2 separate regions of the Homo sapiens genome follow, and region 2 is linked to region 1. The links are chromatin contacts, found by POLR2A ChIA-PET in ENCODE. All regions are on one chromosome and are shown on one strand. The core of a region is the stretch at or near the end of the contact, and the rest is flanking DNA. Distances in the headings are between cores, read along the strand shown.

What was found. ChIA-PET counts read pairs that join two places held with the same protein, here RNA polymerase II (POLR2A).
Region 2: POLR2A ChIA-PET joins it to region 1 with 21 read pairs in activated CD4-positive, alpha-beta T cell. The contact joins the promoter of PSTPIP2 here to the promoter of HDHD2 in region 1. POLR2A ChIA-PET finds 5 or more read pairs at or near these places in 2 of 52 experiments (activated B cell and activated CD4-positive, alpha-beta T cell).

The regions. Positions count from the first base shown.
Region 1 is chr18:47,147,452-47,155,038 of GRCh38, forward strand. It overlaps HDHD2 (haloacid dehalogenase like hydrolase domain containing 2), which reads right to left and starts at 3,049. Exons shown (of 7, transcript NM_032124.5): 1 at 2,927-3,049. IER3IP1 (immediate early response 3 interacting protein 1) reads right to left here. Exons shown (of 3, transcript NM_016097.5): 3 at 5,383-7,587. RefSeq lists an enhancer at 2,458-2,517.
Region 2 is chr18:46,069,206-46,076,792 of GRCh38, forward strand. It overlaps PSTPIP2 (proline-serine-threonine phosphatase interacting protein 2), which reads right to left and starts at 3,055. Exons shown (of 15, transcript NM_024430.4): 1 at 2,951-3,055. The coding sequence starts at 2,983. RefSeq lists enhancers at 1,541-1,640, 1,681-1,740, 2,960-3,461 and silencers at 2,591-2,970, 3,011-3,060, 3,191-3,350.

The DNA.
Region 1 (7,587 bases), core at 1,799-4,298:
GTGTAATAGTTAAAAAATTATTTGAAGTACACTACAAAAGAATGGACCAAAAAAAGGCATTTTCTTTTCATATATACAGAGGAATCTAAAATTGCTTCTCTCAAAACCCAGCTTTTATGGGAGATATCTAATATTCAAGAAGAAACGTTACCTCTGAAGGTGATTAAAGAACAAATATGAACAAGACCAGAAAAGCAATGAAAGTAAGAACTGTACTATTTACTTGGAGCCAAGGAACTGTCATAATACATATTTATCATTTTAATCCTTACTGAAGCATCCACACAGGCTTAATGTTACCAAAACATTTTAAAAGCCTATATTCTTTGCTCTCACCAGTTCCATAGAACGTACCTTTTAAACTCTAAAATGCTCTTCTGGAGCACCACATATTTGAGAGTGACTGACTAAGGCCTAGAATAAAATTGAGGTGCCCCACTCATACCTCAAAATATACTTACTTCTTCAGTTAGTCCCACTAACTTGATCACTTGATCACTATGACCTCTCTTCTTGTCCAAAACTTTGTTTTTTCTTTCTTTTTTTTTTTTTTTGGAGACAAGGTCTGACTCTATCTCCTAGGCTGGAGTGCAGTGGCACTATCTCTCAGCTCACTGCAACCTCTGCCTCCCCGGCTCAAGCCATCCTCCCACCTCCGCCTCCCAAGTAGCTGGAACCACAGGTGTGCACCACCACGCCCACCTAATTTTTGTACTTTTAGTAGAGACGGGGTTTCACCACGTTGCCCAGGATGGTCTCGAACTGGTGAGTTCAAGTGATCCATCCGCCTTGGGCTCCCAAAGTGCTGGGATTACAGGTATGAGCCACCAAGCCTTGTCTGAACATGTATAATACTCGTTACCTGAACTACAAGCTGGTATTTGATAAAATGTAATTGTAAAATACTAATATAACCCTCAAAATAACTATAAAGGCTTCAAAGGTAGTGCCTGATTTTGTTTATCTTGAGTCCATACCCATCTCCCATAATCGGAACAAATTACATGGGACACCCCTTAGAAGAGCCATAAACCACTGACAGTGGTACATATTCAATGCAAAGAAGAAAAGCCATATTCTCTCATCCCAAGAGGAGAACTTCCAGATACTTCAGAGGACATCTGGGCTTGAATATCACTGGGGCATCTCAATCCAAGTCCTTTCACCCTCAAAGGTGCTCTTTCCCAGCCATCCTTATGAGTGGTTGGCAGCACCATCAATCCAGACACCAAATTATGTCAGTTCTACTTCCTTTACAGTCTTATATCCACTTACTTCTCTTCATCGTTTTTAAAACTACCTTTTTGAAGTTGGAAATCAACTCTCATCTAGACTATTTAAACAACTTCTTAATTGTCCTCTCTACTTTGCATCTCCTATTACCAGCCCTAAATTATTCCCTACAATGCAACAGTGCAGTGGTTAAGGACAAGAACAAAGGAGTTGTATAAATTTATAGCCTGGGTATACATCTCCACTCACTAGCTGGGTGAACCTGGGCAACCTTCTTAACCTTTTTGCCTCAGTTTCTTCATTGCTAATGTAGAAATAATAACACAACTCTAATGGTTGATAAGAGGATTAAAGAAAGTAATACCTATAAAGAATTGTGAATTGTGTCCCGCTCAGAGAAAGGTTGGGTTATGTATGTGGAGGGCTGGGAGAGAGAAGCAAGGAGGGAACATTATGGATATATCAAGGGCTACAAAAATCACAGGATACACATGATGCAAAGTTCTAAAGCATTAGTATAACTTGAGGATTTGAGAAAACACATCTAAATATATATTATGGCATATTATTCAAAACTTGCATACTTACAACAAGAGATTTTAATACAAATTTTCCCTTGGGAAATTGGGGCGCTACAAAACATGCCTCCTAAAACCCCTGGGAAGTACAAATTTTCTTTCCTTCCCTATATGGTTCCAGACTTTTCTGGAACCACTGTAGGCATTCAATAAATGACGGTATTATTCAGCCACTCCCCAGTTAAAACTCTTCCAGTGACTCCCCGCTGACCTCTGGATAAAGTCTGAACAATGAACACTGGTGGACAGAGTCCTGGTTTACCCTCTCCAACACATTTGTCTCTACTAGCACCCAAGTTCCATGGTACTGCAGGCGGCCAAGAGCTCTACACTTTGCCTCCCTCGTTGCGGGACTTTTGTCTGCAACTACTCGGGCCCCTCTACACCCTCATCTCCTGGCCAATCCCTTTAGCCCTCAGTCTCTGATAACCATCACTTCCTCTGGCGTGCCTCCTCTGGGTCCAACTCCTTTTCTCCCAGAGTTAGGCTAGGAGCCACCTGTGGTCCTACTACATTTACCACTGTCCTGGTTACCAGCCCGCGCCTCTCCTACTAAACTGTTAAGCTCTGTGCATAAGGGACTGTGTTGCCTTTCCCACTGGGTTATTTAGGCGTTCAATAAAGATCGTGAATTAACTCATGAATCCCGGTGTCCACAGCTGGAAGGCCCCAACAACAAACTCTTTCAGCACCAACTCAACTTCCATCCCCCCATCTCTTGGCTGGGAAGGGGCCTCAAGACTGGTCACTGCACTCGGTTCTAAACCAAGTACCAGGGCCTTAAAAACGCCAAACTGACCAGGAGGGACGCTAGCTCCAAAATACAGCCCAAGAGCACGCTTCGAGGAATGACTGACACACTAGCTTCACGATCCGCCCCGCAGAGACCCACAGCGCGCCTCGCGCCCAGCTATGCGCACGCGCGGGGCCACTGCAAAGAGGGCGGTTCCGACGCGGAAAACAGGGAATGCGCACAGAGCAAGAGCGCACGGCCCGGCTCGAGAGGAGGGGCGGCCTGGGGGCGCCACTAGTAGTTCCCGAACCCTGTCACAAAATCTGCAGCCTCCCGGCCCCAATTGCGCTTCTTCCTCTTCAGTCCTACAGCGGCTTCTCACCCACACTCCGTACGCCGTCCTCAGGAAAGGCCCCCGCTAATGGCAAAGCCAGCCACCCGCACTGGCCGCGGGTCCTCAGCCGGGATAGACAGCCCCGCTGCTGCCCGACGGACGCCGGAAGTTGGGCCCTGGCCGCGCCGGAAGCCCCGGATTTCCCGGCTCCGCCCCACCCCTTCGCCCGGGATTTCCGCCGAGGCGGTGCAGCTACCGCGCCGTGTTGTCCTCTGTCTGCACCGCCGCTGACGGAAAGCTAGGCCCTTCTGGAGACCCGCTTTCCCAAGGGCGCGGCCTCCTGGGCCGGGATGCACGAGGAAAAATAATCCCCTGCCTTTCTTCGGTAGCTGTTTTCCAGTCCACAGCACCACTGCTGAACCGAGCGTTACTGAGTAGCGTTCTTTGCCTTCACCCCTCCCTTCCTCTACCACTTGTCCACTCTCGAGGTTTAACTAAGAAGTCATACTTTACTAGACAACCCAATCTCAGAAGTCGTCATTTCCCCCTTAGCTACTTGAATAGTACCTGGCACCTCTTGCTTCCTCCATTAACTACTCCCTCGGGCAGCGACGTCCCTCCTTTCCCTCTTCTCTCCCGATTAGAGCCACTACGGGCCGTGCCTTCCTCTTCCACGGGAGCTCTATCTTGGTACACCCAGAACCACCTCCCTCCCTAACCCGCTGCCACACTCGTGGGGGTCTCTACCTGTCTCCTCTTGATCCAGGTAAGTTATGTGGACCTGAATAATAGAGTACAGAAAAGTCACTCTTATGCACTCACTATGAAAATGACTGAACAACTTTCTGGAGCCGTGTTGACATAATAGGATACTCACTCGGGTTACACCTTATACAAGGGTTATACCCCTTGATAAAACCACTGCTCTGTCCTTGACTAGGGACCCATATATGCCACCCGTATGCCACAATCTAACACCCCCACTACCCAAGGCTGCAGTCAGCCCTGTTAGGAGCTGTGACCCATTCTGTCCCTTGGACTAGGAGCCATCTGCTTTTCCTCCCCACTGGATCTGAAGTTTTTTTGTCTTACTCATATATGCTAAGTTTAAGTTTTCTGTGTGAGGGTCTAATTGGTTGAAGGAAAAAGGATTTGGTCCTAGTTTCCCCTTATGAGCCAGCTGTCTTTGACCAGATTAAGACATCACCAAAGGATTTTAAGTGGGTAATATAAGAAGTGTATTTTTCTAAATGCTTCCTCTGCCTGCAGTATGAATAGATAGGAGAGATGCCAGAATGGGTGAGACCAGATAAGAGACCCACTGCAGGGCCACAAGAGAGATACTTGAACTAGAATGTGTGGAAACAAAGCAAAGAGGATAAATTCATAGGAGGCAAAACAGAAACTGGTGACAGATTAGATTGGGGTTAGGGAGAAGGCATCAATTATCAGGCTCCAAGACTAGGCAATTGGGTAGTGTAACTGATTTTTTTTTTTTTTTGGAGACAGGGCCTCACTCTGTCACCCAGGATGGAGTGCAGTGGCACAATCATGGCTCACTGCAGCCATGACTTCCCAGGCTCAAGGGATCCTCCTGCCTCAGCCTCCCCAGACAGCTGGGACCACAGGTGCACACCACCACAACTGGCTAATTTTGATTTTTGTAGACAGGGTGGGGTCCCACGATGTTGCCCAGGCTGGTCTCAAACTCCTGGGTTAAAGCAATTCTTCCACCTCAGCCTCCCAAAGTGCTGGGATTACAGGCGCGGGCACCAATGCCTGGCCTCATTCAGATTATGTGGAATCATGGGACAGGACTAATGGCTTTCTCCTCTCCAAATGGATCTACTTGATGAAAGGCAAGCTAAGAAGAAATTCAGCCCCTCCAAAGGGAGGGACTGGATTCAGAAAAAAAAAAAAAAAAAAGGAGCGGGGGGGCAAAAAACCCAAAGGAGTGAAGCCATAAAGCAGTATCTGAACTGGAACAAAAACAGTAGGAAAAACTTATCTTGATCGTTGATACCCTTGGACATAGCCCACTGTGTCCCAGGTCCTTGCATCGAATGTTTTCACAATATTTGACTTCTAATGAAAAATCAGGGGCCAAGAGAAATCTTAGCAAAGAAGAATTCCATTACCATTGGTATCAAAATGTTATTTTTGTTGTTTTGAGACGGAGTCTCACTGTGTAGCCAGGCTGGAGTGCAGTGGCACAATCTCAGCTCACTGCAACCTCTGCCTCCCGGGTTCAAGCGATTCTCATGCCTCAGCCTCCCAAGTAGCTGGAATCACAGGCATGTGCCACCACACCCGACTAACTTTTGTCTTTTAATAGAGACAGGGTTTTGCCATGTTGGCCAGGCTGGTCTCAAACTCCTGACCTGAAGTGATCTGCCTGCCTCAGCCTCCCAAAATGTTGGGATTACAGGCGTAAGCCACCATGCCCAGCCTCAAAATGTTACATTGGTAATAACTTAGAAACTAATAAATCAATGAGAAAGTGATTTGCTTCATAAGAAACATTTTACTTAAGGAGAACATCTCTTTGGTTGAAGCACATCTAGATACAAACATTAGTGATCTGGAAAAGATATATATATATATCTGGACCAGACTTCTGTTCTGAAGGTTATTGACCAATTTTACAGATAGGACAACCAAAAACTACTGAGGTCTTAGGAAGTTTATTTGCTTTCAGTCACATGGTAAAAGGTTTGCTTGATATATTAGAAATATCTTGCCTCCTAGTCTTTTTACTAGTCAAATATCTTGCTTTCTCTTGTCATTTCACCAGTAATACACATCTAACACATATAGAACACAGATTGCCTACTCTTATTGTATCTAAAGCAAGGATTTTGATGGGGAGAGGAAGGTGGGGGAACTCATTTAGCTTTTTATTTCAATAGCTTTAGGGGTACAAGTGGTTTCTGGTTACATGGATGAATTGTATAGTGGTGTAAAGTCTGAAATTTTAGTGCACCCATCACTGGACTACTGTACATTGTACTCAGTATGTAGTTTCTGTTTCCCTCACCCCCTCCCACCCTCCCTAAAGCAGGGATTTTATTTTTTTATATTTTTACTTTTTTAACTTTTAGGGGTACAGTACATTTGTTAAATAGGTAAACTTGTGTCACGGGGGTTTGGCACAGATTATTTCGTTATCCAGGTGCTAAGCCTAGTACCCAGTAATTTTTCTGGCACTCTTTCTCACCCTCCACCCTCAAATAGCCCCCAGTGTCTGTTGTCCCCCTCCTTATGTCCATGAGGTCTTATCATTTAGCTCCCACTTATAAGTAATAACATGTGGTATTTGGTTTTCTGTTCCTACATTAGTTTGTTAAGGATGATGGCTTCCAGCTCCATCCATGTTCCCACAGAAGGTATTATCTAATTCTTTTTTATGGCTAAAGCAGGGATTTTTATAAGATACTTTTTAGCTATATTTTTGAAAATTTAGGGTTTTATGGAAATGCCTTGGGAAGCCTGACAAGAGTGCAGTGGAGGCTGAATAGTGAGCCTTTGAATCCCAGCTCTACTTCAACTAAAAACAAATAAATGGACCTACTCTCATCTGGTTTAGATACGGGAATGTTACAGTTCTGTGTCAGAATTCCTTTGAAAATCTGGTTCTGCTGTTAACTATAAAAGTTTGAAAACCACTGTACTTGATTAGCGATGAATTTGGTTAATATCTACAGACTAGAGCCAAGAACCTTCGCACAGTTCAGAGACATGCAAACACAGGGCCAGAATACATAAGGACTATAAACATCATCGGTATTTGGAGTCCAGAATCATCACAAATTGTTAATCCTGGTAATAGATAAAGGGGAGGACATGGGCAGGCCAACAGGCACTTAAGTTACTGTCTACTAAAATAACACACTCTGTTTACTGAATCACAACTGCTCTGGGGAAACCAGGGCTGACCAGTGAAAGCTTACAGACCCCTCTTCAGCCACAAACTGGAATTATGAAGTGGCCTCCAGATATGACATATTTTGATGTTCAGTTCAGTGCTTCACTTTCCTCAGAACTACTTGGCTACAGAATACTTTGATCCTGGCCCTTCTGTGACTGCTCCCTGATGGAATATTTGGACAAAATCCCAACACTGAATTAAGATGAAGGTATGCTGTAATGTCTTATATGAAAAATAACATCAGATCAAGGTCTCTCTTTTCTTTCATTTTAAAAAATTTTGTACTGCTCATACCATATGGGGAAATGGGCCTGCCCTCAAGTAACTGCTTCTTTTGAATCTTTTCAGTAGCTCAAACTTGAACTCAGGCATCAGTTCTTTGTAAGGCTAAAAGAACACGGCCTCTAAGTACCAAATTAGTCATTCACATGAGCCAAGTAATCAACTAAGAATCCTTGGTACTTTCCTTGGACTAGCTGCAAGCCTATAGTCCAAAGATCACTGATCTCTAACTTAGGAAAGGCCAAAAGGTACTTAATACCTGCTCCATAGTTTTAGAAGTAACTGAAGTCATGAAATAAAAGGTGCTCATGAGTCTTCTGGATGTATGTCAGCAATTCAGTTAATTCACTGAAGAAAAAAAAATACATGTAAATATTTACTTTCATTAACTCTATACTCGGCAATTTTACAGCAAAGAACATATAATAAGAGGTGTTCACCCAAAATGGAGATTAATGCAGTTAACACTGACAGGTTTATACTAAGGTACAAAAACAAG
Region 2 (7,587 bases), core at 1,805-4,304, 1.1 Mb before region 1:
CACCCGTGCATGCCCGTATCTGAAGGACACTGGTGTCTGATCATCCCAAAAACTGGAATTTTTTCTCATTGTGGCCTGGCTGTTTCCCTGGATCTTTGGAAACTGTGGTCACTGTCTTATTCTGACAAGATACAATCAAAGTTAACCAAGAGAAATTATACAGCACTGCTTAACCAAAGTGCCACAAAGAAGGTATAAACAGGGAAGGGTGGGAGAGAAACAACACACAGGTATGTACCAATAGCAGGCAAATTCATTGGGGGCCAATCCCAGTTTTATTCATTTATTTTAAAATGATTTTTAGAGACAGGGTCTCACTATGTTGCCCAGCCTCCTTAGTAGCTGGGACTACAGGCACACGCCAGCTCCAAGCCCAGTTTTAAACACTGATTATTCCCTTTTGAAGCAGATTCATCGAAGATTTCTTTAAATAAATATTTTCATGAAGCATTTAAATACATTCATTTATGAAGTGTGTATTGACTCATACTTTTTCAGGAACATGTACAAACACGTTTGACCACAGTCCTCTCACCTTCCTTGGAATGTCCCTCTCTTGGGCCTGTGATAGCTCTTTCCTGGTTGTATCCCTTCATCTCTTCCTCTATTTCTCTGTCCCCTTTCTCCTCCTCCATCAATAGAGGCATGCACTAAGAGTGCTTCTTTGTGGACTTCCGATCTCTTCATTCTTTCTCCTTGAATAACCATCACTCACTTCTTTTACTTGTCACCTCTACTGCTGATAATAATAGCTGGCAACTATAGGTGCTCTCTGTGTGTCAGGCACTGTACTAAACTCTCAAGTTTAATCCTCCCAACGGTCCTAAGGAGTAGACACTGTTATTATCCCCATTTTTATGTATGGAAAAACTGAGGCTTGGGGGCGGAAGCAGGCTGCCCAGGGTCACCTAGCTAGTAAGGGGCAGAACTGGATTCAAGCCCGGGCAGCCCACCTCAGAGGCTTCATGCTGTTCGGTAAGCTCTCAAAACTGGACATCTTCCCAAGGGGCGGGGCCATCTCCACCAGCCCCTCAAACCCTGCATGTCACCCACCAGACATTAGAGAGTACTCACTGACATGTTTGTACTGGCTGTGAAGATATTAAAATACTGCAAACTCTGTGGCCTGGAACCCTGTCTTCACCCTGTCACCCTCTCCGCTAAGACCTCCCCGTATCCAGCATCCCTGGCATGGGGCTGAGGGGTGGAGGCTGGTGGGGAGGGGCTTAGCGCCCGCCTGGCCTTAGCCTTGCCAGTGCTAAAACTGTGGCTAAATACTGAGGATTGTGTTGTTTGGTTGGGTTTGTTTGTTTGTTCGTTTTTGAGACAAACACAAATCACTCTGTCGTCCAGGCTGGAGTGCAGTGATGTGATCATAGCTCACTGCAACCTCAAACTCCTGGCCTCAAGCAATCCTCTTGCCTCAGCCTCCCAAGTAACTATATCTACAGGCATGCACCACCATGCCCAGCTAATTTTTAAGATTTTTTTGTAGAGACAGACAGAGTCTCACTATGTTGCCCAGGGTGGTCTCGAACTCCTGGCCTCAAGCAATCCTCCTACCTCGGCCTCCCAACGTGCTGGGATCACAGGCATGAGCCACTGTGCCTGAACTAAATACTGTTAGTATCACGTCTGCCTCCTTCTCCTTATGTCTCCACGAACCAGTTCCTCTGCTGACTTCCTTATTTCTGGGGCCCACATCTCATTCTCCAGTTTGTATTATACAGAGCCTTTTTCCCACAGTGCCTGCCATGGGATCCCCCAGTCCTCCATTCTACCTGAAAAACTCGCAAGCCTCCCGTGAGAGCCATCTGTGGTGCCCTTGGTTCCTCTGTGAGGCTGCCACCACCCTGCACCCTAGGGTGAGTAGTGCCCCAGAAGGACCTCACAAACTCCAGTGAAGGGACTCACAGGCACAGTCTCAACTGTGTCCCTGAGGTCCCCAGCCAGGTTTCTCTACCCTGCAGCCCACGTGGGGTAGAGGGACCATCTAGGCAGCTGTGAAGCTACCTGGGTGGGTGGTGGGGGGAGGCAAGCAGGAGCCCCAGTAAGGAGTCAGGGCCCCTTGGCAGCTGCGGTCAACTTTGAGGTTTGCAGCCTCCTGCTCCTGTCTTAAAGGGATGAGGACAGCTCCTCTGAATGAGGGGGCATGGACCTTGAGGGGCACCTGGGGAGTGAGAGGACAGAGGGAAGAGGACTAGACAGAGGAGGGGGACAGGCAGACCTGCTCCCTCCAGGCTGGGCTGGCCCTACCGGGCTGGGTGGGGTACCCCCTCCAGCTTATAGGGTCTCCCACACCATCAGCCCCGCTATGGGGCCTGGACGGAAGGGCTGGGGCAATGGCCTGGGGAGGGGGCTCGGGAAACAAGGCTGTAGAACAGGGAAAGCTCCAGCAAAGGGAAGCCCTCTATGCTGTACGTTTCCTGGAAAGGACGATCCCGGGGGGCAGCTGCTGCTGTCAACCCGGTAAAGCTCACAAGCCCCCACACCAGATCCCCCCAGATCCTCTCACGGCTCAGCTCCAGGGACCGGCAGAGACTCTCCCCGGACGGGTCTCGCCTCCCTAAGGGTCTCTGCTTCGCCTGTGAGAGGAGGGGTTGATGTCCTGACTCTAAGGTGTCTCGGCTCTCTGCGTCCTCAGGAGCACGCGCTGCTGGGGGCGCGGGCGGCAGAGGGTGGGCCCTGGAGTCCGAGCCCCCGGGACTCGCGGGCACGCGGTGGGTAGCGGGGGACAGAGAGGGAACAGCAGCCCGGCGTCCGCTCCAAGTCTGCCCCTCGAGCAGTGGGGCTGGGGCCCCGATCCCTTCACGCGCGAGCTCCGCCAAGCCCCCGGGCGCGCGGTCACCGAGTGGCGCCGGAGCTGGGGAGCCCCCCACGCCCGCCGCGTTGGCCTCCCGCCCGGGCCGGGTCCTGAGCCCCGCGATCCGCTGTCGGCCCCACGACTTACCCAAAAGTTTCCCTTGAACAGTGAGCGCGTCATCGCAGCGCGAGTGGGGGCGCGGAGGAGAGCCGGGCCGCAGGTAGCACAGAGCGGGGAGGCCTGACTGCCACTGCCCGCGGCTCCGCAGACTCAACTTCTGCGTTCCACACTCGCGCAGGGAAGCCGCCCCCGGGTCCTAAACCACTCCCGATTGCGACGGCCGCCGTCGGCGCTCTGCGCTCCCTGCGCGAGACCTGGGCGGGACCCTCGGCGCTCACCCGGCCAGGGGCTGCAGCCCGCACCCGGACCCAGGCCCATTTAAAGCCCCACAGCGTCGGGCCACGATCAATATATCAGCCCGAAGCTAGCTGCCTCCTTCTGGAAGTCTTTGGGTATTGGAAATAACTGGTCCTGGCTTGGGTTCCTGCCCACAAGGCCCCCTGGACAGCACGAAATCCAGGCTCTGCGGGGTGATAGACGGGATCTGATCAGATGGTCGCGAGGACCCGGTTTAAGCTACAGAAGGCCTGGGGCCGACAACTCCCGCAGACGCCTTGGCTTCACGGCGGGCCCCACCGGCACCTGCTGCAGATCAGGCCCTGGGGGACGGTTCATTTTTTATTTTACTTTTTGTTGTTGCAGGTGTTTTTAATGAATGGGGTCACGTTTTAGTCTAAAATGTCATGGAGAGGTCATCTCTGCTGTTTCCCCTTGACTCTAGTCACTTGGTGGTGTCCTAACAGGGCTTCCAGGAGCTCAGCCGCTCTCTGACTCCCTTTCCATTCTCAAAAGGCAAGACCCTTCCCTGCCCATTCCACCCCAGCAAGAGGGGCCCAAGATTCCTTCTTCTCCCTCCACTCTTCCACCCTCACAAATAAAACCCCAGGGCAGGTCAGACCCCTCTCTGCATTGTAGTAGATTGGTACAAAAGTAATTGCGGTTTTTGCCATGACTTTTAATAGTAATGCAGGGCTTATGACAAAGTACTGCCTGGTGCGACAGGCCCGAAGCCCAACCTGAGGCCCAGAGGGGTTGAATGGCTTGCCCAAGATCACAGTTTATTTAAGGGATGAAGAGCTCAAGGTTAGAGCTCTGCCCTTCTAAATAGATGCAAAGACAGACATCCTTCCTGGGGCAGATCCATCCTGGGCAGAGGAATAGGTGCTCAAAGTGGGGAGGATAAAGGTCAAGGTTGCCAAGACTGGCACCAGCCCAGCCTGGAGAAGCAAGCACTCACCCCTGGAGCAGGTTCTAGCTACACCCAGACACAGTGAAAGGGCAATTGCTAGAATTATGTGAAGCACCTGGAACAAGTTCTGCTCCATAAAACTGCAGCCAGCCCCACTCAGATGAACTCCCACCAATAAAGTCATCCACAACTGCAAAGATGGAGAGGTGGCCTCCAGCCACCAAGCATCTCCAAGGGATGCATCCATTTACGTACTTGCTCATATCCTTTGAAAGCAGTGAGATTAGAAGGAAGGCAGAGAAGCCTGGCAGAACCATCAAGGGGCAGCAGAGGACGTGGTAGGCACTAGGAAGCTAGGCTTAACTGCAGGGGGTAAGAAATGGCACAAACTGGGGACATAGAAGCGGGAGAGCTGAAGACACCACTAAGGTTTTTCCTGGAAGTTTTAAATATTCTGGAAAAATAGTTTAGATACAATTCTAATTGTCACATTTTAATTTTTAATACATGTATAATTTTAAGTTATTAGAACGTTTCACAAGCTCTCACAGTACATTGTGCTTGATTTTCGCGACTCAGACTCTAAGCTCCCTGAATTTTAACCCTCTTCCGCCATCTGGTGACAAAGTTTTTAATTGCAAATGGTCATCCACGCTGCTGGAAAATATTCTTCATTCCTCAAACAGCTCATCTCTGGGGCAGGTATTGTGAGTAAAAAAACAAACAAAGTGTGTGCTATATCCAAGGGACATATTTAGGATATTTTACTAACTTCTGTGGTTTGAATGTTGCCCCCTCCAAGAATTCTTGTTGAAACTTAATCTGAAATGAGACAGTATTGAGAGAGGTAGGATCTTTAAGAGGTGATTGGGTCACGAGGGCCACTAGTCCCATTCATGGATTAATGGGTTAGTAGATTAATGGGTTATCAGGAGATGAAACTGGTGGCTTTATGCTTTATAAGAAGAGGAAGAGATGGCTGGGCACAGTGGCTCATGCCTGTAATCCCAGCACTTTGGGAGGACAAGGCAGGTGGATCACCTGAGGTCAAGAGTTCAAGACCAGGCAGGCCAACATGATGTAACCCCATCTCTATTAAAAATACAAAATTAGCCGGGTGTGGCGGCACACGCCTGTAGTCCCAGCTACTTGGGAGGGTGAGACAGGAGAATCGCTTGAACCCAGGAGGCATAGGCTGCAGTGAGCCGAGAGTGCTACTGCACTCCAGCCTGGGCGAGACAGAGTGAGACACCATCTCAGAAAAAAAAAAAAAAAGAAGAAGAAGAGGAAGAGAGGCCTGAACTAGCATGATCAACCTCCTTGCCATGTTACACCCCATGCCACAGAGTCCCTACCAGCAAGAAGGCTGGCACAAATGCGGCCCCTCAACCTTGGACTTTTCAGCCTTCATAACTGTGAGAAATAAATTCTTTTCCTTTATAAACTACCCGATGTCAGATACTCTGTTATAAGCAACAGAAAACATACTAAGACACTAACAAAATTAAACAATATTATAGCAATTATGAAATAATGAAATTATTTAATATATTTAAGACATAATACATTTAAGATAATCGCTGTGAATATTTTGGCATACTCTCTTTCAACTATATATTTGCAAGAGTAAGTTCTTACTGTACATAAAATTTTGAGTCTTGCTTTTTTAACTTAGTATTTCATAAGTATTTTCTAAAATCACTCAATGTATTTTTTCTAACAAAAAGTTTGATAGAATACAGGGCTAGCCACTTTATAAGCAGACAATTTTGCACATAAAAATTGAAAATCTCTGTGAAGGGCTGGGCAGGGTGGCTCACATCTGTAATCCCAGCACTTTGGGAGGCTGAGGCAGGCAGATCACTTGAGGTCAGGAGTTCGAGACCAGCCTGGTCAACATGGTGAAACCCCGTCTCTACTAAAAATACAAAAATTAGCCGTGCGGAGGTGGCGCAGCACCTGTAATCCCACCTACTCGGGAGGCTGAGCCAGGAGAATCGCTTGAGCCTGGGAGGTGGAGGTTACAGTGAGCTGAGTTTGCACCACTGCACTCTAGCCTGGGCGACAGAGTGAGACTCCATCTCAAAATAAAATAAAATAAAAATATCTGTGAAGAGAAATTTGGCCATGTGATCAAAATGTAAAATGCCCCTATCTTTTGACCCATTAAGTCCATGTCAAAAAACTTACCTTACAAATATATTCTCACATATGCAAAGTAAAAGATGACACAGTTGTTCATAGCAGTGTGGTTATTTTGGCAAAAGACTTGAAATAATTAATGTCCATCCATGGAGTACTAGCTCAATATATTGTCATATATCGATCCAATGAAATCATATTCAAGCATAAAAAATGAGGAAGCTCTTTGCGTATTGATATGGAACAATCATCAGATATATTAATAAGTGAAAAACAAGGCAAAACAAGCTGTCACTAGAATGAGAAGAAAAAAGAACACACACACACTTTCTTTTTTTTTTTTTTTGAGACAGAGTCTTGCTCTGTTGCCCAGGCTGGAGTGCAGTGGTGCCATCTCGGCTCACTGCAAGCTCCGCCTCCCGGGTTCACGCCATTCTCCTGCCTCAGCCTCCCGAGTAGCTGGGACTACAGGCGCCTGCCACCACGCCCAGCTAATTTTTTGTATTTTTAGTAGAGACGGGGTTTCACTGTGTTAGCCAAGATGGTCTCTATCTCCTGACCTCGTGATCCGCCCACCTGGGCCTCCCAAAGTGCTGGGATTACAGGCATGAGCCACCGGGCCCGGCCCACACACACACTTTCAATGGTCCCCTCTAAAGTGGGGATCTGGGGCCTGAGAGATAGGAGAGAGCAGAAGAGAGCCCTACTTTTCATCCCATGCCCTTCTGGACCTTAGAATTTATACTCTGTGAGTTTATTATAAACCCAAAGAAAACTCATCAATATCATTTTTAATTTTTGCATAACTTCCCATCAAGTGGATATACCAATATGTACTTAGCATTTCCCTAATGCTTTTGGAAATATTACTGTGATAAATATCTTTTAAATAAATCATTGTTAAAATTATTCATAGTGGAGGCCGGGTGCAGTGGCTCATGCTTGTAATCCCAGCACTTTGGGAGGCTGAGGTGGGTGGATCATTTGAGATCAGAAGTTCGAGACCAGCCTGGCCAATGTGGTGAAACCCTGCCTCTACTAAAAATACAAAAATTAGCTGGGTGTGGTGGTGGGCGCCTGTAATCCTAGCTACTTGGGAGGCTGAGGCAGGAGAATCACTTGAACCTGGGAGGCGGAGGTTGCAACGAGCTGAGATCACGCCACTGCACTCAGTCTGGGCAATGGAGTGAGACTTCATCTCAAAAAAAAAAAATTACTCATAGTGGAATTACAGGTTAAAGAATATGAATATTTTTAAGGGTCTTGAAATATATTACCAAATAGTTTTCCACAAAAGTTGTATCAGTCTATACTCTCAGTAGTCTACAGCGGT